Linked DNA regions of Homo sapiens: region 1 is linked to region 2. Evidence: read pairs that join two places in POLR2A ChIA-PET (ENCODE). Cell type or tissue: MCF 10A. All regions are shown on one strand. Links, peaks and the distances in the headings refer to the core of each region. The heading gives the core; the rest is flanking DNA. Region 1 overlaps ZNF407 (zinc finger protein 407). Region 2 overlaps ZNF407 (zinc finger protein 407).

Region 1 (16,567 bases), core at 2,924-10,923, 75 kb after region 2:
GGACTACAGGCGTGCACCACCACACCCAGCTAATGATTTTACTTTTTGTAGACACAAAGTCTCACTATGTTGGTCCTGAATTCCTGGCCTCTAATGATCCTCCTGCCTCAGCCTCCCACAGTGCTGTAGTTACAGGCATTAGTCACCGCTCCCAGCCACTACTCTTTATGTTCTCAATAAATGATTGGTATTAGTCTTAAATGATCCTAATGTATGTTTACTTGAGCTATTTTTAAAGGATTTATTTGAATATAAGTTTCCCAGTAAAGAAGGAAGAAATTCAGTTTGTTGAAGAACAATCAGTATGATTTTATCCTCTGTCAATTTCCAGTGCCCTGACTGCATTGTGGATAGTATATGAGAAACAGAAGAAGATAAACATATTTTTTTATCAGGAAGGGAGAGGATTAAAAAGTAATTTTTCCAAAATGATTGTCTTTTTACAGATTTAAAAAAATGTATAATCTTACTGCGTAAAATTTTTTCTCATATAATTTGATGAAAAATTTGGTTTTATTCTTGTGTATTTGTTAGGCATTAAAATAATATGAGTGGTCTCTATAGTACTTTCTTGGCTTTTTTCATTTACCCTTAATGAATTTGTTATGCTAAAGTAGAGATACATTATGAAATATACAGTACATTTTTAAAATTCAAAATATCATATTATATAATCTTTATTAATCAGACTTTTATTTCAAAATTTTGTTTACATTATAAAATTTTACAATGTAAAATTACATTATAAAATTGTTATTATAAAGAAATAAAAGTTTATGACCAGAAGTATAACAATATAAATTAAACAAAATAAAATAAATGGATCATATTTTATCAGTAGAATTTTTGGTAGGATTATAACCTACCAAACAAAGAAAATGGATTATAAAAATTAGGGTTATTAATTCTATATTTACAAATGTTTCTATGCTAGAATATGTGATTTTATTTTATTTATTTATTTTTAGAGTTGGGTTCTCACTATGTTGCCCAGGCTGGACTATGATCTTACTTTGAAAAGTTGGATATTATTATCTACATTTCCTTTGTTTTAAGAATTTCCCAACAGTGTCTTATGAAAATGTCACTGACGCATCTCTGCTACCCAAGTAGCACAGTGTCGGCCCTGGTCCTGGTCACTCAGGGGCAGTGGTGTGCACTTTTGTCTTGTTTGCTTTTGTCCCTGTCTTTATCATATTTCTTCCCCTAATCTCCAGGAGAAAATGAGTTTTGTTTTATTTTGGGGGCTTATCCCTCTGTTTATGTCATACACTAGCAATATGGGATATATTGTATTTTGAGGTTTAAAAATGTAACAAACTTTCTTTTCTCACAATACTAATCAAAAAATTGTTGAATACCATTGATTTTCCATTATTATTGTTCTTTACAGAAAAGCTTCAGTAACTTGCCTGAGTTCAAAAATTAGCAGTTATTGGGAGCAAGATTCGAAGTAAATCAGTCTCTGTACAGAGGCTGTGTGACATAAACTGAATCCTGACTCCTTATTTCAGCACCTCCCTATGACATCACGATATGGCTACTATTGTAGGTCCTTTCTACTTAATTGTATTGATAGGTTATTACTGCGAAAGTATACGCCTTTGATTATGTTGCTTTCTTGCTCCACAAACAAAACAAAGCAATAGTGTCCCATGCCTCCCAATAACGTTTTGAGGTTTTCTGTGTTGTTCCAATCTCTATGTAAAATGTATCTAAGTATGGACTGCGTTTACTTCTCCAGCACGATTCGTTTGGACTTGGGATATGAATATTATTATGCTCATGAGTGTCCAAATTCATGACTGAATGTACAGGATACTCTCGTATGAAGGGACAATCATGAATTTGTTTGTGTTCTGCCACTTCTCTTTGGTTTATCCAACTAAAGAGAATTCCTTGCTGATGGGTAATTATCATATTATATTTCTGGTTACTTTGGCTGATGTTGACTTTGAGGTGAAAAATTAGATATTTCACCTTCTGATTCAACCCCTCTGGTTCATTTTCTGAAAGAGCTGAGTGGAATTTTCTTTCCAAAATTAAGATTTCATTAATTAACAAGAGCTTTTATTTGTGGAAATAAAAATCAGAAAGACCTTTTGGGTCAGTTAGCGTCCTCTGTCAGATTTTCACTTGCCCTGTCTACTCTTTATTTGTAGTCCATTTTGTCATAAGAATTGGGTACTTCCCTTAGGAAAAATTCTGTTTCTATAAATGCATTTAAAAACCTTTCTGAATGTTTATGGCTCTTAATCTTGACCCATTTCTTACTTTGTTATGCCACAATATTATTGGCATTTTGTTTGGTGGCTTTGATTTATTTAAACCTAGAATTTGGCGTTTTATTTGTGTGTTTTAATAGAATAGTGATACAATTGGATATGACATTTGTCATTTAAATTGATATCCATAAAATTCAATACACAAAGTATTATTCTAATAAGTACCTAATCTGTATAAATTGCTGAAAGTATTCACTTTTAACTTGCAAATATATTAATGATTTTGAGTTTTGATCAATATTTGCGTCAATAAAGACATGAACTTATTAAATTGGTGGTATAATTTATGTACTAGATAATAAATAAGGAATTATTTTCTATAGACCTTTATTCCATTGCATTTCTTTTCCTTTTGTCTGTTAAAATTGCTAAGGATCTCATTGATTCCCTCATATGTTTGTGCACAAAAAATTTATCTTTGAATAAAATCTTGTTGTTATTTTATGTTAATTATAATTAGGGTTGATTTTTTATTGATCTGAAAGTTTAATATGTTCAGAAATTTCAGCAAATATCTTGAATGCAGACTCTAAGAGTTTCCATCTTAGCTGATACAATGCCAGTTTAGTTGGTAGTGAGGCTCACAGCTCAAGTAGGGATATCATGCTGGTTTTATAGGAGAAACATGTTACAGGTAAAACATCTCATTGGTCATTTACTCTTTTGCAGTTTGGATTTCTGATTCTTTCTGACCATGAATTGCAGGGAGTGAGTGTTGGTGCCTCTTCTATAGTCCTGTTGTTTTTCTTATTGTGTCTGAATGATGTCTGAATACAAAACATAATTACAATGTCTTTCTATCATAGTTCCTCTTGCTGAGATAAAGTTTATGTTGTTCATTTTATAAACAGCTCCCACACATCCCCTTGTTTGCTTTGTGGTTGGCATTTTTCCCTGAAAATCACTTCTGCAATCTTCAGTCAATTTAGAAAAATATGTGTGATAATTTATATGTAAAAATAGGTAACTTTTATGATACTATTTTAGTTTATAAAATAAAAAATATTAAGGAAAATTGTGCATTTCTTTACCTCATAGCATTTAGTTATAAATTAGTCTCAAAATTACTATGACACTATTTAAGATATTTGTTTTTCAATAAATGAGTATCTATTTTTGCATTTATTAAGGCTTGTATATGTTCAAGATCCAGTGAAGACTGTCTTGGGCGTGTATAATTGATCTTAACCACAAGGCTGAGAAGTTATGTGCAGGGCTTATGATGCTACTTCCAAAGTATTAAATCCTCCAGAGAAGCCTGTAGTGTGGGATGCAAACTATTTTAAGTGTGACCATGAGGTGTTTTTTTGTGGACCATTTTAAAGCCAATGATAGGTTCTAAAGCAATCTCAACCTGAGTGAGGTAGAATGGGTTGGTTATCTGCACTCTAGCGGCCCTTCATAGCTATTGTATTCTGGATTTCAATTCGGCACTTTATGTATTAGCTAAAAATTTCATGACCAGATCTTTTGAAGTATACAAAGTAAATCTTCAAGGTGATAGTTTATCCAAGTGTAAATGTGTTGCACTAGGTCAGCTTGGAATTTTGAGATGACTTTTGGCATCATTGCATACATCTGGTTTGTGTACTGTGCTGTGCACGTTTGGTGAGTCCGCCTGTGCCCATGTCTCCCTTGTGTGTTAGTAGCAGGAGTCATAACTGGAGAAGCAGTGCCAGCAGCAAACGCAGGCATTCTCTCTCGAGCATAGCGCCATCCCGGAACCTGTGACTGCTTGTCCATGGGTCAAGTTGTCTCATATTTGATTTATTAAAATGAGTTGTTCTTCTATTCTGGACATGTGGATAATTAGGTTTGTGTGCTACATTTTTTTTGACTTTGTAATTTCTGTATTCTTCAGACATTGTAGTATTTGTTTCTTACATTGTACCTACATATATTACACATGCAATATGTGTTTATTAACCTGAGTTTGATTTTTTGCACATGCACATAAAATGGCTACTTGAAGATTTTTATTTTAGCTTATCCAGTGAAATTTGTTCACTGTCCTTCTTTTGACTAAAATAAGCGAAGCTCCTTTTACACACAGATGTATTTTAATTCAGCAGCTGCATTCTTACACTTTTTTAAAAACACACTTTGGCTAAATCAAAAATCAAATGCAAAATATAGCACAGAGAAATATCACACATATTTGTGGCCCTCTCTGGAGGACTGAGGAATAGATTACATTCACTCATATGTGGCCTGTTTCCAATCCTGATAAGTCATTATTCAATACATTTCAATAATACAACTTTAAAACATATTTTTCATTGTATTTAACTGGTTTTAAGGCCATTGAACAGTAAAAAAAAAAAAAAAGCTAAACATGAATAAAGACTAAAGCATTTTACCATGACTCTTGATAAATCATAAAGAAAACAATTTTTCTCTCTGTCTCCCTCCTGCCCTTCTGCGCTGAGACATGTCACAGCTGGAAACATGGCTTGTTTGTGACATGTCTTTTACCTCCCTGAGAGATGGGACCACATGTCAACAAAACACTGAAGCCTCATCTGAAGTCCCCCAGCCGCCTTGGTCAAGTATTCAGAATTCTGAGCCTCTGTAAAAGTTCATTATTGAAACTGTAGGGAGTTTACTATGGAAAAGGCCGGAAAAAAAATAGCTGTAGATATATTTGTATTTGGGTAAAAGTATTCACACTATGTGTTTGGTATCTTGTTATATCGGGGCTGAATCACAGTTATTGTAAGATGCTTTTTGCCCTTCCCTACATAATTTTTATGAGCAAAATTTTCCTTTACTTAAAAGGAAGTTTGTTTTGGTTTCTGAGAGTAGTCTTTAAATACAGAATGTATAATATCCGGTGAGGGTGATAGGCCTTCCTAATCCAAGGATATGGAAGTTTAACAGTGTGACTTTGAGGCTAATTTTACAAGCATACAAGGCCTACATGATCACCCCAATGTCTTCCTTGGGCACTGAATTTCTAATGGGCTTTCCTGGGCAGAACTATTGGTGGAGATGAGAGGATGCTGGGTTTGCCGCTCACAGGAGGCAGAGCCCAGGGAGCTCGGGGCATGGCATTCCTAGGACGGGACCTGTGCTCTTTCTTTTGTTCCTCCCTGTGTCCTTTGGCTGTCATAATCCCTAGCCAAGAGTCCAGCTGTGAGCCTTCTGAGTGGATCACCGAAACGTGTAGGTGGTCTTGGGGATCCCCAAAGGCACCATGCAGGTTTTGCCTCTGAATCTCCCTGCTGTCCCCAACCTGATGCCCTCTTACTCTCCTGAATTATTTTCTTGACATTCTTCACCCCTTACAGGACCTTAGCTGACTGACAGTGGATGGCCCTCCCCAGTGAGATTGTAGTGCTGTGAAGGCTTTGTTCATTGTGCTGCCTCTAGTGGCCGGCGCAGTGCCTGGCCTGTAGCAGGGCTCCATAGGTAATTATTGAAGGATGATTGTGTGAATGAGAGAGCTGGTATTTAAAATCAGCACTGAAGGAGGGCAGTGTAGAGTATTACAGAAGAAGAAAGGAGGGATCAGGATAATGAAGACAGTGGCTTAACTTTGGGAAGAGTTTTGTGCAAGTGTGAATAGAATCGATTTTCCAGTGTAAGGGAAGCAGTTGGAAGACAGGACTGGAAAGATTGTATTTCAGGATTTGCAACACTGAATAGATGGGAGGTTTGCGTGTGCACAAAACCTGGGGAGGGCAGGCAGCAGGTGTCCCAGGAGCTTGGAGCAGGCCCCACAGGCAACTGCCCAGGGATCCATGATGTCTAGTAGCCATTTGGGTTGGTGAGCAGCCCTACAGACTGCAGAGAGCTGTCCTCAGTGAGGCTGAGCATGGTGGGGTCTGCATTCCAGGGATTCACATTCATCAGTCAGGTCATCTCCACCTGGAGGGAGTCAGACCACCTATTGTGGATGGCTCTCAGGGCCTGCAAACTGGTTCAGGGACAACGAGTTCACTGTCACTAATGTTACAATTCTGTTTTGGTGCAAAGTGAAAGACTGCAGTGCTGGGGACTACTGCTTGATCAACTTCTGTTAGCTGACATTGTGAAGTAGTTTACCTATGCTCTTTTATTTCATTCTTAACCAGTCGTTCAACCTTGCCATTCTGGGAAAGTTGAAAGCTATAAATTCCAATGGCTTTAGGTTGCAGGGCTTGACCTGAAACACAAGTGCATCTGATCTCAGAGCCCTTGTTCTTTTCACTGCCTCAGATTGGGACCTACAATGACAGTTCAGTCTTAGGAACAGAAGTCTATGATGGAAGATGTCACGAAAATGGGGCATCACCTATGCCGTGAAAGTTGTGGGAAAGGAAACTAGGGATGGTAAATCAGGTGGTTGGAATTGCAGTCTGGCTCAGGAAAAGAGGGAGAGTGATACTCTACAACGTCTGGCTGAGGGGCACATGGTAGCAGACAGCACCAGTCGTAGGCAGAAGGCTAAGAATGCTTATGCATGTGTGTTCTTTCTCAACCCCTGATTTCTTCAGAGATTGGGCAGGGACATCATCAGTCTTCAGTTCTGTGATCGATGCCTTGTCTACAGAGGAGCTGCAGAATGGAAAGAAAGTTTAGGTACTAGTGTTATTAGGTTGGTGCAAAAGTAATTGCTGTGTTTGTCATTAAAAATAATGCCAAAAACCGCAGTTACTTTTGCACCAACCTAGTATTTTGCAAAGTCTTAATTGAGAAGTTTTAGACTTAGTTTTCAAGGCATTGAGAAGCTATGCAGTATTATTTTTATTATATTTTAAATTCTGGGATACATGTGCAGAACATTGCAGTTTTGTTACATAGGTATACACATGCCATGGTGGTTTGCTGCACCCATTAACCTGTCACCTACATTAGGTATTTCTCCTAATGCTATCCCTCCCCTAGTCCCCCACCCCACAACAGGCCCCCGTGTGTGATGATCCCCTCCCTGTGTCCATGCGTTCTCATTGTTCAACTCCCACTTATGAGTGAGAACATGTGCTGTTTGGTTTTCTGTTCTTGTGTGAGTTTGCTGAGAATGATGGTTTCCAGCTTCATCCATGTACCTGCACAGGACATGAACTCATCATTTTTTATGGCTGCATAGTATTCCATGGTGTATATGTGCCACATTTTCTTTATCCAGTCTATAATTGATGGACATTTGGGTTGGTTCCAAGTCTTTGCTATTGTGAATAGTGCCGCAATAAACATATGTGTGCATGTGTCTTTATAGTAGAATGATTTATAATCCTTTGGGTATATACCCAGTAATGGGATTGCTGGGTCAAATGGTATTTCTAGTACTAGATCCTTGAGGAAATGCCACACTGTCTTCCACAATGGTTGAGCAGATTTACACTCCCACCAACAGTGTAAAAGCATTCCTATTTCTTCACATCCTCTCCAGCATCTGTTGTTTCCTGACTTTTTAATGATTGCCCATGATAACTGGTGTGAGATGGTACCTCATTGTGGTTTTGATTTGCATTTCTCTAATGACCAGTGAGGATGAGCTTTTTTTTCATATGTTTGTTGGCTGCATAAATGTCTTCTTTTGAGAAGTGTCTGTTCATATCCTTTGGCCACTTTTTGATGGGGTTGTTTTTTTCTTGTAAATTTAAGTTCTTTGTAGATTCTGGATATTAGCCCTCTGTCAGATGGATAGATTGCAAAATTTTTCTCCCATTCTGTAGGTTGCGTGTTCACAATGATGGTAATTTCTTTTGCTGTGCAGAAGCTCTTTAGTTTAATTAGATCCCATTTGTCAATTTTGGCTTTTGTTGCCATTGCTTTTGGTGTTTTAGACATAAGTTTTTGCCCATGCCTATGTCCTGAATGGTACTGCCTATGTTTTCTTCTAGGATTTTTATGGTTTTAGGTCTTACTCTTAAGTCTTTAATTCATCTTGAGTTAATTTTTGTATAATGTGTAAGGAAGGGGTCCAGTTTTAGTTTTCTGCATATGGCTAGCCAGTTTTCCAAACACCATTTATTAAATAGGGAACCTTTTCCCCATTGCTTGTTTTTGTCAGGTTTGTCAAAGATCAGATGGTTGTAGATGTGTGGTGTTATTTCTGAGGCCTCTGTTCTGTTCCATTGGTCTATATCTCTGTTTTGGTACCAGTACCATGCTATTTTGGTTAGTGTAGCCTTGTAGTATAATTTGAAGTCAGGTAGCATGATGCCTTCAGCTTTGTTATTTTTGCTTAGGATTGTCTTGGCTATGTGGGCAGTTTTTCATTTTCACATGAAGTTTAAAGTAGTTTTTTTTCCACTTCTGTGAAGAAACTCAATGGTTGCTTTATGGGGATAGCATTGAATCTATAAATTACTTTGGGCAATAAGACCATTTTCACAATATTGATTCTTCCTATCCATAAGCATAGAATATTTTTCCATTTGTTTGTGTCCTCTCTTATTTCCTTGAGCATTGGTTTGTAGTTCTCCTTGAAGAGGTCCTTCACATCCCTTGTTAGTTGTATTCCTAGGTATTTTATTCTCTTTGTAGCGATTGTGAATGGGAGTTTGCTCATGATTTGGCTCTCCATTTGTCTGTTGTTGGTGTATAGGAATTTCATATCCAGCCAAACTAAGCTACATAAGCGAAGGAGAAATAAAATCCTCTACAGACATGCAAATGCTGAGAGATTTTTGTCACCACCAGGGCTGCCTTACAAGAGGTCCTGAAGGAAGCACTAAACATGGAAAGGAACAACCAGTACCAGCCACTGCAAAAACATAGGAAATTGTAAAGACTGTCGACACTATGAAGAGACTGCATCAACTAACAGGCAAAATAACCAGCTAGCATCATTATGACAGGATCAAATTCACACATAACAATATTAACCTTAAATGTAAAAGGGCTAAATGCCCCAATTAAAAAACACAGACTGGCAAGTTGGATGCAGAGTCAAGACCCATTGGTGTGCTGTATTCAGGAGACCTATCTCACATGCAAAAACACACAGAAGTTCAAAATAAAGGGATGGAGGAATATTTACCAAGCAAATGGAAAGCAAAAAAAAGCAGGAGTTGCAATTCTAATTTCTGATAAAACAGACTTCAAACCAACAAAGATCAAAAGAGACAAAGAAGGGCATTACATAATGGTAAAGGTATCAATGCAACAAGAAGAGCTAACTATCGTAAATATGTATGCACCCAATACGGGAACACCCAGATTCATAAAGCAAGTTCTTAGAGACCTACAAAGTGACTTAGACTCCCACACAATAATAGTGGGAGGCTTTATCACCCCACTGTCAATATTAGACAGATTGACAAGACAGAAAATTAACAAAGTTATTCAGGATTTGAACTCAGCTCTGGACCAAGCAGACCTAATAGACATCTATAGAGCTCTCCACCCCAAATCAACAGAATATACATTCTTCTCAGCACCTCATTGCACTTATTCTAAAATTGATCACATAATTGGAATTAAAACATTCCTCAGCAAATGCAAAAGAACAGAAATCATAACAAACAGTCTCTCAGACCACAGTGGAATCGAATTAGAACTCAGGATTGAGAAACTCACTTAAAACCACACAACTACATGGAAACTGAACAACCTTCTCCTGAGTGACTACTGGATAAATAACGAAATGAAGGCAGAAATAAAGATGTTCTTTGAAACCAATGAGAACAAAGACACAACGTACCAGAATCTCTGGGACACATTTAAAGAAGTGTGTAGAGGGAAATTTATAGTACTAAATGCCCACAAGAGAAAGCAGGAAAGATGTAAATTCCACACACTAACATCAAAATTAAAATAACTAAGGAAGCAAGAGCAAACAAGTTCAAAAGCTAGCGGAAGACAAGAAATAACTAAAATCAGAGCCAAATTGAAGGAGATAGAGACAGGAAAATCCCTTCAAAACAATCAATGAATTCAGGAGCTGGTTTTTTGAAAAGATCAACAAAATAGATAGACCGCTAGCCTGACTAATAAAGAAGAAAAGAGAGAAGAATCAGATAGATGCAATAAAAAATGATAAAGGGATATCACCACCAATCCCACAGAAATACAAACTACCATCAGAGAATACTATAAACACCTCTACACAAATAAACTAGAAAATCTAGCAGAAATGGATAAATTGCTGGACACATACACCCTCCAAAGTCTAAACCAGGAAGAAGTCAAATCCCTGAATAGACCAATAACAAGTTCTGAAATTGAGACAGTAGTCAATAGCCTACCAACCAAAAAAAGTCCAGGAACAGACGGATTCACAGCCGAATTCTACCAGAGGTACCAAGAAGAGCTGGTACCTTTCCTTCTGAAACTATTCCAAAGAATATAAAAAGAGGGAATCCTCCCTAATTCATTTTGTGAGGTCAACATCATTGTGATACCAAAACCTGTCAGAGACACAACAACAAAAAAAGTTCAGGCCAGTATCCCTGATGAACATCGATGGGAACATCCTCAAGAAAATACTGGCAAACCAAATCCAGCAGCACATCAAAAAGCTTATCCGCTACGATCAAGTCGCCTTCATACCTGGGATGCAAGGCTAGTTCCAAATACACAAATCAATAAATGTAATCCATCACATAAACAGAACCAGTGACAAAAACCACATGATTATCTCAATAGATGCAGAAAAGGCCTGTGACACAATGCAGCACCCTTTCATGCTAAAAACTCTCAATAAACTAGGTATCAATAGAACACATTTATGACAAACCAACAGCCATTATCATGCTGAATGGGCAAAAACTGGAAGCATTCCCTTTGTAAACCGGCACCAGACAAGGATGCCCTCTCTCACCACTCCTATTCAACATAGTATTGGAAGTTCTGGCCATGGCAATCAGGCAAGGGAAAGAAATAAAGTGTATTCAAATAGGAAAAGAGGAAGTCAAATTTTCTCTGTTTGCAGATGACATGATTGTATATTTAGAAAACCCCAGCATCTCAGCCCAAAATCTCCTTAAGCTGATAATCAACTTCACCAAAGTCTCAGGATACAAAATCAATGTATTTTTAAATATGGTTTTGAAACTTATTTAGATTGTTAAACAATAAAACTTAGTTTTAATATGAACAGAATGTGGGTGTCAGCATTAGGTGGTCAAAAATGTATGCCAATAGGAAACTGAAAACCCGGGTTGTGGCTCTGTGTGTCTGCAGTGCCTAGTTGTGTGGTCTTGGTTTTGTCAGGTTTTGCCTTTCTATATTTTAAATGAGAGGCTTATGATGTATTGATTCTTATGTGATCATGCCTTCTTAGCATTAGCTAACAATCTAATTTTCTGTCTGTTTGTTATATTATTGCATTTCCACATACTGATATATAGGAAATTTAAAACAGTCAGAAAATGTTTAGGGTATGTGGCGTATTGTCACAGGAACCCAGTATGGAATGAGATGGGAACTGTGACTTGCACTAAGCTAGCACAAAGCATCTGTCTATAAGAGCTCACCTAACCACATACACTAAACTGTTTGGCTACAGAATTTTTACTTTTTAATCTACGGTTGTATTTTATACACTTACAGAGTCAGCTTTTTCTTGTCATTCAATAAATACCAAAAGGAATTTCCATGAGTTTTTATTATTAGGTTACTTTACTTTTGTAGAACTTTCAAAAACTTTCTTCAGTTGGCTATTTTTGGTTTTAAATTAGAGGAATAAAGTTGCCCTCAATGAAGGTATTTCTTCAAGTCTGTATGCAGGTAAGTCTAGACATGTGGTTGTACTTCTGGTTATATGGCAATGTGGTGAATTTTAGAAAACTGATAGGAGAGAGAGAGAGAGGAGAGAACACCATGTCGTTAGCCTGTTTCCTGCACACTTTCTCTTTTTGCATTTTATTTCATTTATCTCAGTCATAACTTGTCAAAGTTACATGTAATACTCTTCTCAAGGTTGATCTCTTAGGCAGTTGGCTCAAGAGCCGTGTGTGTGGTAGTGTTTGAGCTCCATTTTCTTCAGAAACAGAGCAAGTTTTACAAATTAAGGGACTGTCTTTATTCTCTCCTTTGGGAAATACCCATGTCATATCTACATTTGTGGTGTTCGTAGGGTCAGGTAGGGAGAGGGATTCAGGAGACTTGTTTGTCAGTAATTTTAATATTTTCCTCCGAAGCCAAACAGAGAATTCCTGCATCCACTGGAATGTCTGATTTACCCTTATTAGTACTTAGTGTCCCAACTCCCCAAGCAGAGCGGGAATTTGGGAACACTGATAGCATGAGGGTTAATGTATCAGTAAGCAGTGATGTCATCTTCACTGGCAGCATGAGGGTTAACGTACAGTAAGCAGCGATGTCATCTTCTAGAGCAATTCCCCGTCTCTGTGCTGTGGAACAGGGCAGACAAGATCATTTTCAAACTCCCTGTATTCTGAATGAATGTTTTTAGACTTTGTATTGAATCAGTTTTCAAATTATAGAAAAGTTGTGAACATCATACAAGGAATTTCTGTATTTTCTTTGTCCAGAGACCCCATTCAGGTTTCCCCTGTCCCAGTAATCCCTTCACAGCAAAAGGATCCAAGACCAGTTGTCACGTCTTCCTTAGTCTACTTCAACCTGGAGCAGTTCTTTAGTTTCTCCTTAACTTTCTGACCTGGACATTTCGAATACTAGAGGCTAGTTGTTTGGAAAATGTCCCTCGGTTTGGATTGATCTGATGTTTTCTTATTGTTAGACCCGGAGTATGTATTTTGGTATTGAAAAGCATATGTATTTTGTGGAAAAATACTTGGAGGTGATGAAAATTTCCATTTCTTTTTGTACTTTCACCCACTTGGTTTAGTGTCCATTGATGTTTCTAGCCTGAATTAGTGCTATAATGGTTGCCAAATATAGACTTTATGTTTTGATTTTTCTGTTGACATTTCTTTTCACTTTATTTATTTTTCTTAATTTGTTGGTATCAGTTTGCGCTCATCATTTTTTCTTTTATTCATTGAGTTATACTCCATTGTTTTCATTTTTTTTTTCTGATGCTCTATCATCCCAGATTTGGCATATGGGAGCCTCATCAAGCCACCTCATGTGTCCTTTTGATGTGTCTCCATTATTCTTGAAGCACTTCTTTCTTTGCTGAAATCATAGGCCTATTTTGTTCTTTCTTTGTCTCAGCCCTGGAATTGTCTCTTTCTCCAGCTGTCTGTTTCCTTTTAGTAGATAATGGCATTTAGAAACCAACATCAGATGCTAAGAAATCCTTATGCCTGCTTGGATGTCACTGTTTCTGGGACCTCTTAGTAGACAAAGCTGCGAGGTTTGCACACATTTACATCTGTGTGTATTTCTAAGTCTGTCTTAATGTGTTGACAACCATTAGGTCACACTAATACCACCAATTCCAATTCTGATCCGACCTCACAGGGTTAATTTTAGCTTTTAGCCTTCCCATGTTTGTTCATACCTCCCTTCTATGAGGAGATGAACTCTACCTTACATTATAGTTAATATTTGTTTGTTGTTTGTTTTTTAACCCTATACATAGCTGATTTCTGGTGCTGCCGGTCTGCCTCGCTACTCAGGTGCTCCCTTCTCCTGGGCCTCCGCTGCTTCCGCACTGCCTTTCTGCTCCATTCTGTACCCTCCTTTCTACTGCTATGCTTCCTTCGCGGCCTGTTCAGGTTGGCTTTGTTGATTTTGGGGTAACTGGGACGACCAGAGTGAGATTCTTAATACATTAATCTGTTGACTTCTGGTTGGCTTTGGTGAGGGGCACAGAAAGTTGTAGGCATTCCTAATTTTCATGTATCACATTTCCCCCGGAGATACCTGGATATTCCTTATTCCTTACTGGCTGCTTCAGTGGGGCCTCAACAAGAGCAAAGGCTGCCTTTCACTGCCGGGCTTTTTCTCATGTTCTCAGCCAAGTTAGCAATGCTGTGGCCAGGAAAAGTTTCCACATAGCTGTTACTCTCCTGGGAGGCAAGGGTCTTACTTTTACCCAGATTTATATCTGACGAGGCTGCTAGAATCAATTAGTTGAAAAAATACTCCCAAGTTACTGAATGAATAAAGTTTTTAGATGGAGTTATTTAGTCCATTAAAATAATGATGAATGTCTACCAGAAGCATTCATTTGTTTTTAGCACTGCTTATGGGAACCTGTTCTTTCCACCACTGTATAGCTAGAAGGTTCTGCTGATTCTACGCTGTTCCTGGTGTGTGCTAGAAAACCTTTTTCAGAAACCTAGAGTGGGAGCCATGTTTCAGTTTTCATGTGTCTCGTTGCACTCTTTTAAAACACCAATGTGATACTTACTAGTGGGTTATCTGTGGTGAGTTATGTAAACTCTCTGATTGTATTTTCCTAATGCATAAAAGGGGTTAATTTTCATTGTTGCCTTATTGGATTATGATGATGAAATGAAATAGTAAATGTAAATTCTCAGTATAGTACCTGCTGCCTTAGGGCTAACCGTCCTCCTCTACCTCCCCCTCTGCCTCCTTGTCTATAACTGACAAATCAGACACAATAGAAAGGGCCCCACATGTTATGTTGGTTAAACAGGGGGCCAGTGGGCAGCAACTTAAAAATCACATTTTCAAAGTATACTTAATTACATGGGAAAATTCTTCATGTCCCGTATTTTAATAGCTTAATTCTAATCTTTACATTTACATAAAATAAAAAGAACTGTCATGTGACTCACACACAACATAAAATATTAAAAGGAAATAGAGATGGTCTTTTGACAATGGGCTGTTTATCCATCATTTTAATTTTTTGCTTTATGCTTTTCTGAGTAGCCTGTAGTCAGAATGCACTGTTTAGTAATGTAGAATCATTTGTAATAGGCATTCAGTAAATGGTTAGTACTGTTATGAACCTACGAATTCCCTTTGTATGATCAAAAACCGCCCATTTTAATTTTTCTTAGCTGTTGTCATAGTTCAATGAATCCATCGTAACCTTACCTATTTGTAAGATCTTGGAGAGCAACTCCTGGATCTCGATTTGACTTTCTTGAAAAGAAAGCTGGCAGAGACTTTCAAAGCAATGTTCAGCATTTCTGTAGGTCTAATTTGGGTGAGTGAAGGGGAACAGAGATTTAGTGTTTTGAGTACAGGCTTTGCTAAATTTTGAGCCCAGATTGAAGGAAATCTGCCCCAGGAATTAAATAATTTTAAAGAATGAGGCTTGCTACCAAGAGTAGAGACAAAAACACTCTGGAATGATAATTATTGCTTTAGGTTTCTTTTTGTTTGCTTTTTTTATATTAGGTTTTATAGCATCTTTAAGATGTGAGGTTTCTGGATCACATTTGAAAAACTGCTAATTCTGGTCTTTCACCTAAGAGAGCCTGTTTTTTTTTTTATTTACAAAATTTTTTAATTTAAAAATTGCGGTGAATTACATTGTTATGGACTCAGTTGTTTCTCCAAATATCCTGCACTGAAGCCCTAATTCCCGTTGTGACTGTATTTGGAGATAGGGCCTTTACAGTGGTAAATATAGTAGGTTCTATGAGTTTATAAGGGAGGGACCCTATTTTGATGGGATTGGTTTCCTTTTACAAAGAGGAAGAGACCATAGGGAATGAGAACAGAGAAAAGACCATGTGCATACACAGTGAGAATGTGACCATCCTCAACTGAAGAAGAGAGGCCTCAGGAGACACCAACCCTAATGACACCTTGGTTTTGGACTTCCAGCCTTCAGAACTGTGAGAAAATAAGTATTTGCTGTTTAAGCCACCCAGTCTGTGGTATTTTGTTACGGCAGCCCTAGCACACTAATGTACACCCACATTTTAACCTTTTTTAAGATTATTTTATTTTATTACTTTTTTGAGACAAGGTCTTGCTCTGTTGCCCAGGCTGCAGTGTTGTAGTGTGATCACGGCTCGCTGCAGCCTTGACCTCCCCGACTCAAGTGGCTCTCCCACCTCAGCCCCCTGAGTAGCTGTGACTACAGGACCACGCCACCATGCCTGGCTAATTTTTGTTTGTTTGTTTTTTGTCAATATGGGGTTTTGATACATTGTCCAGGCAGGTCTTGCACTTCTGGCCTCAAGCAGTCTGCCTGACTAAGCCTGCCAGAGTGCTGGGATTGCCACTGCACCTAGCCAGATTTAATTTTTTTAATTGACGAATAATGTTTGTACATAGGGCACATAGTGATGTTTTGATGTAATGTATGGCGTATGTATGGTGTAATGTATGTAGTGTATGGTGTAATGTATATTATGTATGGTGATCAGATCAGTGTAATTGGCATGTCCATCATCTGAAACATTTATCATTTCTTTGTGTTGGGGACATTCAGTGTCTTCCTTGTAGCTATTTGAAACTGTATAATATATTATTGTTAAATGTAGTCGTCC
Region 2 (16,567 bases), core at 4,249-12,248:
AATCATGAGAATCTTGCTATATTTTGTTATATTTATGAACATTTAAATGTTACTTAAAAACACAATGGCAGCTTTCTAAAACATGAAGTTTATTTTAAAATCTCTTAATGTGGTTTATTTTGTATTTTGTGAGGATTTGAAGATAAGTGTTAGAGTACAATATAAAAAGAAAAATGTAAGGAAGGATTTAAAAACCAAATACTGTACTGTGGTAATCATGTCATATGTGCACTGTCTTTTCTATATTCACTGTTCAATTAAAAAGGGGACGTTGGGCCAGGTGCGGTGGCTCACACCTGTAATCCCAGCACTTTGGGAGGCCGAGGCAGGCAGATCATGAAGTCAAGAGATTGAGACCATCCTGGCCAACATGGTGAAACCCTGTCTCTACTAAAAATACAAAAATTAGCCAGGTGTGGCGGTGCGTGCCTGTAGTCCCAGCTACTTGGGAGGGTGAGGCAGGAGAATTGCTTGAACCCGGGAGGCGGAGGCTGCAGTGAGCCAAGATCGTGGCACTGCACTCCAGCCTGGACGACAGAGTGAGACTCTGTCTCAAGAAAAAAAAAAAAAAAAAAAAAAAAAAGGAGAAGTTGGCCGGGTGTGGTGGCTCATGCCTGTAATGCCAGCACTTTGGAAGGCCAAGGCGGGTGGATCACGAGGTCAGGAGTTTGAGACCAATCTGACCAACATAATGAAACCTTGTCTCTACTTGAAATACAAAAACTTAGCTGGGTGTGGTGGTGTGCTCCTGTAGTCCCAGCTACCTGTGAGGCTGGGGCAGGAGAATCGTGTGAACCTGGGAGGCGGAGGTTGCAGTGAGCCAAGATCACGCCATTCATCTCCAGCCCGGGTGACAGTGTGAGACTCTGTCTCAAAAAAAGTTAGGGAATATTTTCTCAGAATTCTCTATGAATTCTGTAAAACAGTACAGAGTTCATCCTGACTGAATGAACACTGGAGGAGGAATACTGGGATTTCTGAAACCATTTTCATATGTATCATAGAATAGTAAGTTTGTTTAAGGAGATTTGAAAAGATATATAAACTTTTCTGAAGTAAAGAAAATATATGAAATTTTATTAATGTGTAACAACTTGATTAAAAAATAAGTGGCTCCAGATACCAGGTATTTTAAAGAATATTATATCTCAGTGTTAGGAGCTGCTTGATTAGCTTTTTTTTAGTGCCAGTAAATTTTTTCATGCCACAACATGTATGTTTTTTTCTGATTAATATTTCATACGGCCACAGAATTTATCTCCCTAAAGATGTGGTATACATCTTTTTAGATAGATGTATATAAGAATTATTACAAAATTTATATATATTAGAATTTATATATATAGATGTGTATTTGAATTTAGGCATATCCAGTTGGGAGTGCTTAGAACTTTTGCTTTTTCATAATTAGTAATGTCCTCTCCCACAGAAGCCACTGCCAGAGGTGGGAGAGTGAACGAGAAAAGGGAAAAGGGACACCTGGCTTTTCTCTGCTCCAGTTACTGCAGGATCCAGAGCTAGAAAGAGTACAGTGAGGCACATGCTTCTCTTGTCAGTAACTAAAAAGTAGGTGGTCATTGAAACAGGTATTTTCCTTTCAGAGAATGTTCTTACATTTGGGCTCAGCTTTCCTTTTATTTATATTTATATATATATATGTATGTATGTATGTATTTAAAGTCCAGGGTTAGCTTAGAGGGAGAACATGCTTTGGACAATTTTTTTTTGAAGCTGGGCTAATATTTTTGAAAGGAGGTACATGATTATAAGCAAACGTATAACCTTACCTCCAAAAATACACTATGAAGGAGGATTTATATGAATCGTAATTATAAGACTTTATAATATGGTCCAATCTATTTTAGTTTTTGAGATAAAAAAATGCTCATTTAAAAAGTAAAAATGAGAAAAATATGAAATGCAAACAAAAATAACCCAACTTGTATGACATTCTGAGCACGGAATTAGGGGAAATTCTATACAAGTAAAAAATATATGCCCAGAACCTCAATTATTAAATGGAACTTTATTATTGTTATTTCTTACTTTGTCTTTTTTATGATACCTTTATAGGCATTCAGTTTTGAATATACTAAGTCAGTCAGTGTTCTGGAGAAAATATTAAATATGCTGCATTAATTTCCTCTGGCTTCTGCATCAAATGACCACATATGGGGTGTCTTCAAACAACAGATTGTTTTTTCACAGTTTTGGTGGCCAGAGGTCAGAAATCAATGTGCCTCGGCTGAAATCCAGACGACCTCAGGTCCACACTCCCTCTGGAGGTTCTCGGGAATGCATTCTTTGCCTCTCTCAGTTTCTGGTGGCTGACAGCATTCCCTGGTTTTTCACCTCATCATTCCAATTCCCGCTTCTTTGCCATCTCCTCTGACGTCTCTATCAAATTTCAGTCTGCCTCTCTGATAAGGACTCTTATGACTGCATTTATTTTAGAGCTCACCAAGGTAATTCAGGTAAATCTTCTGATGTATAGATTCTTAACCTAATACCTTCTGCAAGGATTGCTTTTCCATTAGTAGGTAACGTTTACAGGTTCCAGGGGTTAGGACCCGATATCTTTGGGGATCACCATTCAGCACAGTACATATGTGTACACATGTTACATCTGTCTGCCAACCATAGATCCCTTGCATGTTTAGTCCAAAGTACTAGAAAGAAATTGCACCCACCCTTGTCTCTTTACGTGCACAGGGGAGTACAGTGATTGGATCAGGGAAACTTTATTGTTGGCTGTGTCCAAATGCAGGGTTAGAGTTAGGGGGCATGGAGTGGGGATTTTTGGCAAGAGGGGCTTTAGACCACTCCTGGGTTTAGGGAAATTAATCCAAGTATCTTCCCTTGTATGGATACTGCCTCCTCCCCTGGTTCCTGTTGCTTCATCACAGGTGGACCTTTAGATTTCCCTGCTGGGAGGTAAGTAGTTACTAGACCAGGGTCTAGACGAACCCCCTCCCACTGGTCCTGTACCAGCACTGAGGAAGTAATCAAATGATGTCTCTTTTGGCCTCTCTTACACTGTGCAAATGTGATTATTGCTAGAACTCCCAAATCAGCTCGGTACCAGTTTTATAGTTGTCTCTGGGAAAACTTGCCTGGGGAAACTTGGCTGAGAACCATTCTTTTGTCCCAGTAGCAGTAGCTGGAAGGCAGCTGCATCACAGGAAGTTTGAGATTATTGATGGTCAAGTGATGTCAAAAGAGTGATTGTGACATATAAGATGGCTTATGGAAGTCCTTCAGTGGATAATATGTAAAACCAAGGCAGTAAACCAGTTGAGAAAAATACATGTATGGATGGTGAAATCAGGAATACGTTTCTATAGTCAGGTCGGGAGCATTTTGTATATATACATATATACACACATACATACACACACTTATGTGGACTTATGTTCACGCTCGTGTGTGAATGTGTGTATATGTGTATCTACATTTGTGACGTGTTATAAATATAAATGTATATATGGAAATATATACATATACATATACATAAGTAAATACATGCATACAAATAATTTGGATAATCATATATTTACTTCTAAATTGTTGGCTATAGCCTAAAACAACTGTTTTATGTTATTTGGACTAGACTGTAATGAAAAACAGCTAGAATCTAAATGATTTATAAGCTCTCTGAATAAAATTGATGAAAGGATGGTGTTCTATGTTAAGTTTAGAGCCAGATTAACCAAAAAAGAATAATTGTAAAAACAAAGGACAGTGTGGTGTATTATAGATATAGAATCTATATCTGATTCTCTTTCAGTATATATATATTTTTCATGCCTGATTTGCACATTTCAAACAATAGTAAATTTCCTTGGTTGTCAGATATACATACCTAAGCTTGGTGACAAGAAGGGATACTCCTTGGCATGAAAACCGCCCCTCAGATATCAGTCATAGAAGAAAATTGCTATTTAAGAGCCTGCGAACCCCTTTGTGGGTGTTACTTGGAATCTGTCATGCTCTATGAAAAAGCTGCCCAGTTGGATTTTACAATTATTTGCTACTATAGGATTAAAAATGAAAACCTAGAATGAGTTAAAGTTTACAAAGGAAAACCAGTGTGGTTCTTGCCTAGAATTTTACACCAAGTGGGAAAGATGAAATAACAATTAGCAGAAAGCTTGAAGTGCTTTTGAATACTGAATTATATTATGGAACACTTCTTCATGTATTAATATCTTTAGAATTTAGCCAAGTATGGTAATCAAAGCATTGCTTTTCATTCTTTACCCTCCTACTCTCTATAGTTTTGGCAGAGAAGGAAGATGGAAGACTTGAAATAGGTAAAGAGAAGTGAAAATATTCTCACAGAACATGCTTTTAATGAAGGAACTATTACATAAGGGAGTCTTGTCTTTCCCTCTTCCTGTAACATTTAAGAGGACATACTTTCTTAAATGTATAAAGAGAATACCGCTTAGAAATTAACAATCTGGAAGAACTATGAAATACTTGTTCTTCTTAAATGTCCAGTGAAGAGTAATTTAATGAGAGATGAGGCCAGTAACTTAATGAGGTTAAGACACATGACGTTGCTGACTTCAGTTGCTTTTTTTCTGTAAGAACTGCAGTTTTATTTGGTTCAAACTAATATTTTTCAGAGATAGTTTGAATCATGCTTTGTTCTTTTTTGAATATTTGTTGATTGAGTACTCAACTCTACCCTTTAAAGTTTTTTATGTAAAGTCATGATTGGATAATGAAAATTATCTTTTTTAGATTACATCATTTTAGGAAGAGTGATAGAGTATTTTTTAGAAATTTGTTTGTTCGTTTTGCTTACTTGTAGAATGTAGCTGCAGTAGCTCAAAGTATCCATTTGCTCACATTTTTCTCCTGTGTACTCCAAGAGCAGTGATGCATCATTCCTGTCATCCAGGCCTCTTGTCTGCTTAGTCCCTGTTTCTAGCTCATAAATTCTGTGGTCTGGCTAAAAAACAATGTGGTTACCTTGTGCATAGGAGGTCTTGAATGTATATTCAGTTAATGGCTGAACTGGTATAATTATGGGTCTTAAGGCCAATTAGGATACTTTTTTTAATAGTCCAGCAATAGATAGGGAAACCCTTAGGTAATGAACCAGCAAAGGCGGTGGATGGATGGAAGATGATAGATTCAGGGGTGTGAGGAGGCAGAACTTGACGGCTGAATAATGCAAGCGTTGATGGAATTGGAGGAGTGAAGATTTGCTTTACATTTGTAGTGTGGCTGACTAGCCAGTGGCTGACTAGTGTTCTGTTAACCAAAATAGAGAACGCTGGAGAAGAAGCAAGTTACAGGGGTTAGGGATTACAATGTGGGAGGGAAGGTGACACATTTGGTTTAGTTGTGTTGAATTTTAAATGACCACAAGATACTCAAAATATATATTTTAACAAGGCAATAGCACCAATTTTCTCTTCTCTTTGATACTGAACTCGGAAGGGGATTGATGTGGTTGGTCAGGATTTATCTTGTCTTGTCAGATCTGTGTGTGTGTGTGTGTATTTTCATGTACACAAGATGTCTCGATTCTTGCTTAATGGTTTGGTTCTTTAGTTGTAAGATAATATGATGGTAATGTCTAACTTTCATATTTATAAAATAGGAGATTCTGAGAGTTTTAAAATTACTAAATCAGATAAGGACCACTGTAAAGTTGTATTTGAAATATATAATATTCCTTTTTTAGGACAGGTAGTGATAAAATCCTAATGAGTTGTCATGTTTTAAGATCTGTGAAGTTCCCTAATTGGTATTCATACAGGTATTTTTAATGGAAATAACTTCTTGCAATCTAAAATGTTGTGAAAGAAACTTTACTATATTCCTTCTGCCATTATCTCTAGAACATTTTCTTTTCTTAGATATGTTGTGTCTGTTGCTTCTAAAAGAATAGGTATATTGTGATTTATTAAAGGCTTCCTGCTTATAAGACATACTTTTTAAAATATTTGAACATTTTTGAAATTGTGATGTGTTTTAGAGTTAATTGGTACATTAATTTGTTTTTTCTTTTAAAACTTTTAGAAAAGCTTTTATTAAATCAATTAACTGCCTCAAAATGGATGGTCTCTTAGAATAACATAAATACTGTATGTTAAATTATTATAATGTACTACATAAGACATTCATTGTTCTCATGGGACCTTTTGATTAGTTGATTCCAATTTTGGCTCTCAAGTTATTTCTTATATAGGAATTTAGTGTTTGAACTTCGGCCTCAAACACTGATTTTTGTGACCTGCAGGCAATACATTGAGAATTTATTAATGAACTTATTATTCCTCCAGAAATTTTCTCTTTATGTGTCATCTACTTCGCTGTTATGTTCTGAATTCTTTGACAAGTGGGGCACCTCCCCAAGATTTGGATACCTTCTTCATGTCCCTGTTTCCAGTGCTCTGTCATGAAGGGACGTCCTCTGATGCCAGGGAGTGGATTGATGGCTTATGACCTTTGACCTGACTCATGGCCTAGTCAACTTTTCTTTGTGCTAGCCTGGGTTTGCTTTGTGCTTGGATGGTTATCCACTTCTGTAGTCAATAGCTAATTTGGATAGTTTTTCATTTTTATTTTTAAAGCAACATTAGAGTGTTGGCAGAGATATCAATAGTTTTATATTTTAAAACTATTATAGTTTAATTTTTAAATAAAGGAAACACATTTTTGTTGGTTTTAGACTTAGGAGTGATTTTAGTAGGGGAGAAAACAAGTTTGTGGACAGGACCAAAATACTTGGAAGTTGATGGATTTAGCACATAGATTTTTGCTGCAAAAGAAACAAAGCATTGGGGGATTGTTTTCAACAGTCACAAAAAATTGGAAACAACTCAAATGTTCATTGACTGCCACAATGTGATACCATTTTTGAAAAGCTCAAAAACAAACCACACTAGGCAATGTATTAGTGTGTAATACATTACTAATGTACTAAGCAGTGTATTAGTGTGAAATGCTGAATAATATCATTATTTCCTACTTGATTTTATAGCTTTACCATGGATGGACTGGTAGTTTTAATTTTTAAATAAGGGAAACTCCTTGATTTTATAGCTTTACCATATATAGCTTTACCATGTCCATCCATGGTAAATCTGTAAAATCGAGTAGGGAATAATGATATTACTCAGCATTTCTTAGAGAATAGGCAATGAGATGAGAGAAGGAAGGGACACAACACGTATCGTAGTGCATTCAGACTCACCTGAAAGTCACATCTGTTCTCAGTTGGGTGGGAAATACCATGTAATGAAAACATTCTTAAGATCAGTTTTAAAAAGGCAACTTAATAATTGGTTATCTTGTGGAGAATCATAAATGTACACCTAGGATATGAATTAAAAAGTTCCTAGGATTGTATGGATATTTATGTATTTCTTGGTATTTAAAAGTTATTTAGGAAGAGTTATTTAAAAAAGTTTTATGGAAAGTAAGTCATTAGATGGAAGTTGTCTAACTTGGACAAAAAGGGCTAAATATTGCTAATTTCTTCAGAGGCAAAAAAAAAAATATTCTCAATCTCACCTGACAAATGTGAAGATCAGATGTGAAGGATTTGGAAAATACTGTAAATTTAGATGCTGTTAAAGCATAAAGTTTATTTTCCTCATCCTTTCTATTCTTGCCTTCTTTATAAAATGTAATCATTTGGTATTGTGGTTCCACAGAGTTTCAGCTTTGCTTGAAACTATCTTCTTGCCTTTGCCTATGTGTTTGATTTTAGTAATTGAACTTACGTATTTGTTTTATGTTAGTTGCTTTAACATACTTTCTCCATCAATTTTGGGAAAACAGAACAAAATGCTGCAGGTGGTGAGGATATATGAGGAATATCAATATGTATAAGTACGCATTTAGAGTAGCTGAGAGTCTAGTTTTGCCTCATTTAGGAAACCGGTCTTATGGTTATTCATCAGTCTGGATGTCTGTTGTAGCGTCTAACTCCAGCTCTGCCAAGGATCCTGCCTCATACGAGGAGTCTGTATTCATTTGCTCACTCTGTCTGTGTATAGCAGCCTGGGATTTCTTGCATATCTCTTCTTTATTAGTTGGTTTATCACTCCAACTTAAATACAGTCATGTGCTGATAAATGATGGGGATATGTTCTGAGAAATGAGTTAGGCGATTTTGTTACTGTGCAAACATCATGGAGTGTATTTACATGAACTAGATGATAGAGCCTACCACACACCTAGGCTAGATGGTATGGCCTATTGCTCCTAGGCTGCAAACCTGTCCAGCATGCGACTGTACTGAGTGCTGTGCGAGTGTACCTAAACATAGAATGGTACAGTAAGAGTACAGTACGAAAGATAAAAAGGGGTGCAGTTGTATCTGTGCAGGGCACTGAATTGTGAATGGAGCTTGCAGGACCGGGAGTGGCTCTGGATGAGTGAGTGGTGAGTAATCGTGGAGGCCTAGGACATTACTGTACACTACTGTAGATTTTATCAACACTGTTCACTTAGGCTACACTAAATTCAATTTAAAATTTTTTCTTTTTTAATAAACTGTATCTTACTGCAAGTTTTTCACTTTATGAACTATTTTTTAAAGTTTTTGACTCCTTTTTGATAACATTTTGCTTAAAACACAAATATTCCATAGCTGTTCAAATGTATTTTCTTATATCCATATAAGAATGAGAATATTCTTATTTTTTCTATCCTAAATTATTTTATTGTTTTACTTTTAAAACTTTTTTGTTAAAAACTGTGACACAAACACATTAGCTTAGGCCTACACAGGGTAAGGATGATCAGTATCCCCATCTTCCATCTCTGTATCTTGTCTCAGTGGAAGGTCTTCAGGTGCGATAACAGTTGTGGAACTGTCATCTGCTATGATAACAATTCCTTCTTCTGGAAGGCTTTCTGAAGGACCTGCCTGAAGCTGTTTTACACTTAACTTAAAAAAAAAAACGATAAGTAAAAGGAGTACACTCTAAAGTAATGACAAAAAGTATTATATAGTAAATTTATAAGCCGGTAACATAGTTGTTTACTATCATTATCAGTTACATACTGTTAATAATTAGTTATGATATACCTTTATATGTTTGACAGCAAAGCTTTATTTATAGCAGCATCACCACAAACGAATAATGCACTGCACTGAGATGTTTGGATGGCTATGAGGTCATTAGTCAACAGGAATTTTTCAACTTCATTATAATCTTACGGGACCATTGTCATATATGTGGTTAATCACTGATTAAAACATTACATGGTATGTGACCATATGTAATATTTTTCTTGCTCACATTCGTTTCTAGTTTTTTTTTCATTTAATTATGTAACTATTTCCTCACTTTCTCTTTTTATTTCTTGTTGCAAAGGAACATATCATTAACAATTAAGTATTTACCTGCTTAAACAGAAAACAGAACCGTGATTTCAATAAAAATACCTTGCATCCAGTCATTTCCGGAAGGGAATTACATGGTATTCATAATGCGTAATACATTTATTATGATTTGTAGAATATATGCTGAGAAAAGGAGAATGTGTGAATTGTGAAAAATTATTTCCTCATAATGACTTGACTTGGTTGATTTATGGTTAAATGTCATTTAGTACAACCATTGAGAGGCTTTCCTGGATTTTTTTTTTTTAAGACAAGATTTCACAAACTTTAAGTTTGGCATGTTATTAAATAACTGAAGAAAAATCTAAGCTCAGCAGAATTTCAAACCACTGATTCTGTGTTACATACATGGATTGTGTGTATGTGTGTGTGTATGTCATCTTTGAATATTACCATCATTGCTATTATTTGCCAATACTGTCTAGGGTTCAGAACAAGTGCTGTTTTTGGTACCATTTTGCTGACGTTCAGCACAAGTTTAGCTGCATTAGTAAAGCTCATATTATCCTATCTCTTAGTTAAAATGTCAATATTTTGAAGAATTTTCATTATGAATATAATTTTCTGAGTGAAACCATGCAATGTATAACACATATACTTTGAGGAGAAAGTAACAAGATAAATCACTTCATACATTTATATACACGTATGTTTTTGGGTAGAATTTTAAAATGAATCTAAGTGAAGTTTAATGGTTTGTAACATTGAAGAATTTGTCAAGAATTATCAACTACAGTTCTACATAGGAAATAGTTAAATGTTCTAGTTTTTAGGATTATAAAAGCTGTCAGGCATTAGAAAATTAAAATGTTGCTTGGTGATTTTTAGAATATTTAAAAAATGTGCTTAGTATGTTTGTAAATATGGGGATATGTTCAACTATTTTAATGCTATAAAGTTTCTTTTCCCAGGTTAAGCTCTTGTGATTAGGCATGACTCAGGGCTTGCAAATAATAAAAATTATGATCAATAATTTTCACACAGCAAGTTTTCAGAGATGATAAAGTTTTTCAGTGTTGCTGACATTTAAAAATTCTTTCTTTTTTTTTTTTTTGTCCTCTGCAATAAGTAGTCAAATTCTTGAGGACTCCTAATATATATCTGGACAACACTGATCAGAAAAAGCTTGGGTTTTACTATTGAGAACATGATTATTCAAATAGCCTTTCTACCACCAAAATTACACATTACAGGTTTAATTTAAAATTAGCTGACATATCATTGCTGCACATTTTTATTTGAAAACATTAAAAGACAACTTACAAAGTTTTAATTTAAAATTGTTTATTAATACAAATAAGATTTTGTTTCTGCTTCAGTTTTATCCCTTTTGACTTTAAAAGCCAAAGGGAAAAATTTCTTCCAATCACTTTCAATCTATAGAAAATGAAAAGAATTTTAATTTTATGGCCATAATCATAAACAGTACATTAGGTTTTGTATAATAACATGTACCATTAAAAGACTTCATTATGGCAGTATCCTATGATCTTCACATCAAAATGAGGAGGAAAGAACATTATTAAGTATGGGAATTTCATGGCAGTTTTACCTGTTGTGGACCCTGTTATGTCAAAAATATAGTGCAGTGACTTCTGAACTAGCTGACAGACACGAAAGCCGTTGTGTCACTGTGTGTTATCACCTCCTGTAACTGAAAGTGCTCCCAGAAGCCAGTTTGTGTTGTGGAGTTCTAGATGAGGTCTTCATGGGTGCTGACCATAAAAAGTTCATCAAAGTAATGAGGCGAAGAGAGCGCTTGGTGCTCATGGGCAGAGCTCAGCACCAAGGAGTGTGAACTGGCTCCAGCTGTGACAATAAAACAGCAGGTGGCTGCTGTCATTAGGGGTGGCAGATGAGGCAGGGGACTAACATTCAGCCCACAAAACTCTCATTTGTTAGCCATTGCCACTGTACCATGCAAAATAGCTTCCATCTCAGTCAATTTTCCTTTGCAGAATATTATACACAGCCATAGGAATATGAGAGCATCGCGTGTACAGGTCTCCTCTCTGCTGTCCTCCCCTCTCCTCTCATCGTGGCTCCTCTGCTCTGCCCTTTCCTTACCTTATATTTTCTTCACATCCCCCAGCCTTCTTGCTGGAAAACACTACTTCATCAACGATGTTGGGTATGGCCTGTATCAATTCCAGTAAGGTATTGGAATTTTAGAAATTAATGGTGCCCATTTTGCCCTCATGCTGCAATTATTACTTAGACTTAGATGTTGTTTTAACTATGTAGATGATCATAAAACCTAACTGAGATACCGTTTTTTAAGAATCCATACTGTCTTTGTTATCTGTTGTGAAGAATTTAAAACTGCAGTGAAAGAAAAAGAGGAATGCAGCAGAGATGTCAGAAAAAAATTCCTGTATTTATTGTTTGAGATGCCTTACCACAAATTTCAGAATTTATTGGCTCCCGAATCATTCTAGTTTGGAAGTAAAGGATAGTTTTTAAAAATAATATATGTGTCTGTGAACATTTTAGTATACTGTTATTTTTGAAAGTACAACAGTAGGTCAAGTCTTAACATCTTATTTGGGGAATAAAACTCCAAATAATAGAAAGCTTTGTATTCCATTTAATACAGGAGGCAAAGGAAATTAAAGAAGTATGATAAGTTATTGGAGATGTATCTTATTGGAAACTATAAAAATTAGAAGAGTGTGAAATTGTCATTCTTTTTTGGAACTTTTCTAAGGCAGAAGAGAGGCCTAAATTCACTGGACAAAGTATGAGGTTGGTGCAAGGGTCACAGTTTTGTCCATGAAAGTCCTTTCCAGCCTCATTTTCACCCAAATCCGTGCTATAGCCTTGGCACATATGTAAGCTTCTCAGACTGGTTTACATTTTCTCACACTTTTCTTCTCTTCCAGGAATATCATCCTTCTCATGGAAATCCTAGTTATCTGTACATTTTACTTCTTCTTTGAGAGTATCCTGAATTCTTTTAGGCATTACTATATCTTACCTACATTATCATCTTGTGGTATTTTTTGCCTACCAACATAAGATGCAAAATTGTTTAACAGTTAATTGCTTTTGTCGCTCATTTTACTGATATGTGAACTTTAAAATAAAACCTAAATGAGTGGTGCAGTATGTTCTTTTTCAGCTGAGGGAAAGTCATTTACTTTTTAACTTGATTCATATGTAAATCATCAGCTTTTCTTTTCTATAGATTTATTCTGGACAGTTCATATGAATGTGATTATACAATATGTGGCCTTTTGTGTCCAAATTTATTCAACTGGCATGTTTTCATGATTCATTCATGTCATAGCATGCATCAGTGCTTCCTTCTTGTGGCCAACTAATACTGCATTGTGTGGACCCAGCACCGTTTGGTATTCACCCGTTCATCATTTCATGGTCATCAGGATGATTTTCACTTTTTAGATATTATGACTAACGGTGCTGTGAACGTTTCTGCACAGATTTTTGAGTGGACATAAATTTTCAGTTTTCTCGGGTATATAGGAGTAGAATTGCTGGATCTTGTGCTAACTATATGTTTAACTTTGTGAGAAGCCATCAAATGTTTCTTGCTAGCAGTGTATGAATTTTTGAATTTCTCTGTATCCTCAACAAGACTTGTTGTTTGTCTTTTTGATTATAGCTCACCTGATGTGTTTGAAGTGATATATCATTGACGTTTTGATTTCAATTTTCCTGAAGAGTAATGCTCTTGAGCAACTTTTTATGTGCTTTATATTGCCTATTTTATATATTTTATGGGGAAATATCTATTCAGATCCCTTGCCCGTTTTTACTTTGTATTGTCTTTTTATTGAGTTTTCTGAAATTTTTATTCTGGATATTGTCTTTTTAATTTATTGATTGTGTCCTTTGAAGCACAAACTTCTTTAATTTTCATGAATTTCAATTTACTCTTTTGTCATTTGTGCTTTGGTGTTATATCTAAAACCATTGCCTAATTTAAGATCCCAAAGATGTATTCCTCTAAGATTTTATAGCTTTTTACCCCTTACATTGGGATTTTTGAATCACTTTGAATTACTTTTTGGATATATCATTAGGAAGGAGTTCATTTTATTCTTTTCTAATGTGGCTACGCACGTCTCAATACCATTTGTTGAAAAGTCTATTCTTTTTTTTAAAATTTATTTATTTTATTATACTTTAAGTTCTAGGGTACATGTGCACAATGTGCAGGTTTGTTACATATGTATACATGTGCCATGTTGGTGTGCTGCACCCATTAACTCGTCATTTACATTAGGTATATCTTCTAATGCTATCCCTCTCCCCTCCCCCCACCACACGACAGGCCCCCATGTGTGATGTTCCCCACCCTGTGTCCAAGTGTTCTCATTGTTCAATTCCCACCTATGAGTGAGAACATGCAGTGTTTGGTTTTCTGTCCTTGCAATAGTTTGCTCAAAATGATGGTTTCCAGCTTCATCCATGTCCCTACAAAGGACATGAACTCATCCTTTTTATGGCCGCGTAGTATTCCATGGTATGTATGTGCCACATTTTCTTAATCCAGTCTATCATTGATGGACATCTGGGTTAGTACCAAGTCTTTGCTATTGTGAATAGTGCCGCAGTAGACATACATGTGCGTGTGTCTTTATAGCAAGCTGATTTATAATCCTTTGGGGATATACCCAGTAATGGGATGGCTGGGTCAAATGGTATTTCTAGTTCTAGATCCCTGAGGAATCACCACACTGACTTCCACAATGGTTGAAGTAGTTTACAGTCCCACCAACAGTGTAAAAGTGTTCCTATTTCTCCATATCCTCTCCAGCACCTGTTGTTGCCTGACTTTTTAAATGATTGCCATTCTGACTGGTGTGAGATGGTATCTCATTGTGGTTTTGATTTGCATTTCTCTGATGGCCAGTGATGATGAGCATTTTTTCATGTGTCTGTTGGCTGCATAAATGTCTTTTTTTGAGACGTTTCTCTTCATATCCTTTGCCCACTTTTTGATGGGGTTGTTTGATTTGTTTCTTGTAAATTTGTTTAAGTTCTTTGTAGATCCTGGATATTAGCCCTTTGTCAGATGGGTAGGTTGCGAAAATTTTCTCCCATTCTGTAGGTTGCCTGTTCACTCTGGTGGTAGTTTCTTTTGCTGTGCAGAAGCTCTTTAGTTTAATTAGATCCCATTTGTCAATTTTGGCTTTTGTTGCCATTGCTTTTGGTGTTTTAGTCATGAAGTCCTTGCCCATGCCTATGTCCTGAATGGTAGTGCCTAGGTTTTCTTCTAGGGTTTTTATGGTTTTAGGTCTAACATTTAAGTCTTTAATCCATCTTGAATTAATTTTTGTATAGGGTGTAAGGAAGGGATCCAGTTTCAGCTTTCTACATATGGCTAGCCAGTTTTCCCAGCACCATTTATTAAATAGGGAATCTTTTCCCCATTTCTCGTTTTTGTCAGGTTTGTCAAAGATCAGATGGTTGTAGACGTGTGGTATTATTTCTGAGGGCTCTGTTCTGTTCCATTGGTTTATATCTCTGTTTTGGTACCAGTACCATGCTGTTTTGGTTACTGTAGCCTTGTAATATAGTTTGAAGCTAGGTAGCGTGATGCCTCCAGCTTTGTTCTTTTGGATTAGGATTGTCTTGGCAATGTGGGCTCTTTTTTGGTTCCATATGAACTTTAAAGTAGTTTTTTCCAATTCTGTGAAGAAAGTCATTGGTGGCTTGATGGGGATGGCATTGAATCTATAAATTACCTTGGGCAGTATGGCCATTTTCATGGTATTGATTCTTCCTATCCATGAGCATGGAATGTCCTTCCATTTGTTTGTGTCCTCTTTTATTTCGTTGAGCAGTGGTTTGTATTTCTCCTTGAAGAGGTCCTTCACATCCCTTGTAAGTTGGATTCCTACATTCCTAGGTATTTTATTCTCTTTGAAGCAATTGTGAATGGGAGTTCACTCATGATTTGGCTCTCTGTTTGTCTGTTATTGGTGCGTAGGAATGCTTGTGATTTTTGCATATTGATTTTGTATCCTGAGACTTAGCCGAAGTTGCTTATCAGCTTAAGTTTTCTAAATATACAATCATGTCATCTGCAAACAGGCACAATTTGACTTCCTCTTTTCCTAATTGAATATCCTTTATTTCTTTCTCCTGCCTGACTACCCTGGCCAGAACTTCCAACACTGTTGAATAGGAGTGGTGAGAGAGGGCATCCTTGTCTTGTGCCAGTTTTCAAAGGGCATGCTTCCAGTTTTTGCCCATTCAGTATGATATTGGCTGTGGGTTTGTCATAAATAGCTCTTATTATTTGGGAGACGTCCCATCAATACCTAGTTTATTGAGAGTTTTTAGCATGAAGGGCTGTTGAATTTTGTCAAAGGACTTTTCTGCATCTATTGAGATAATTGTGGTTTTTGTCTTTGGTTCTGTTTATATGATGGATTACGTTTATTGATTTGTGTATGTTGAACCAGCCTTGCATCCCAGGGATGAAGCCAACTTGATCGTGGTGGATAGCTTTTTGATATGCTGCTGGATTTGTTTTGCCAGTATTTTATTGAGGATTTTTGCATTGATGTTCATCAGGGATATTGGTCTAAAATTTCTCTTTTTTTTTGTTGTGTCTCTGCCAGGCTTTGATATCAGGATGATGCTGGCCTCATAAAATGAGTTAGGGAGGATTCTCTCTTTTTCTATTGATTGGAATGGTTTCAGAAGGAATGATAACAGCTCCTCTTTGTAGAATTTGGCTGTGAATCCGTCTGGTCCTGACTTTTTTTGGTTGTTAGGCTATTAATTATTGTCTCAATTTCAGAGCCTGTTACTGGTCTATTCAGGGATTCAACTTCTTCCTGGTTTAGTCTTGGGAGAGTGTATGTGTCCAGGAATTTATCCATTTCTTCTAGATTTTCTAGTTTATTTGTGTAGAGGTGTTTATAGTATTCTCTGATGGTAGTTTGTATTTCTGTGGGATTGGTGGTGCTATCCCCTTTATCATTTTTTTATTACATCTATTTGATTCTTCTCTCTTTTCTTCTTCATTAGTCTTGCTAGCGGTCTATCAATTCTGTTGATCTTTTCAAAAAACCAGTTCCTGGATTCATTGAATTTTTGAAGGGTTTTTTGTGTCTCTTATTTCCTTCAGTTCTGCACTGATCTTAGTTATTTCTTGCCTTCTGCTAGCTTTTAAATGTGTTTGCTCTTGCTTCTCTAGTTCTTTTAATT

The links. Peaks named below come from ENCODE experiments on the same cell type or tissue, not always from the same donor. Only the 100,000 strongest peaks of a DNase experiment are listed, where the experiment ranks them.
Region 1: POLR2A ChIA-PET joins it to region 2 with 5 read pairs; 3 of 35 experiments call an interaction of 5 or more read pairs at or near these places.

Annotation. Positions count from the first base shown.
Region 1 is chr18:74,814,268-74,830,834 of GRCh38, forward strand. The region is part of intron 4 of ZNF407 (zinc finger protein 407); the gene reads left to right. Among named protein-coding and RNA genes, the nearest start is that of ZNF407, 220 kb to the left of the region's middle. RefSeq lists an enhancer at 4,888-5,710. In MCF 10A, for the core only: a CTCF peak has its summit at 5,689 (motif pointing left); no DNase peak of the experiment used is centred there.
Region 2 is chr18:74,737,866-74,754,432 of GRCh38, forward strand. The region is part of intron 3 of ZNF407 (zinc finger protein 407); the gene reads left to right. Among named protein-coding and RNA genes, the nearest start is that of ZNF407, 150 kb to the left of the region's middle. In MCF 10A, for the core only: no CTCF peak of the experiment used is centred there; a DNase peak (open chromatin) is centred at 8,396.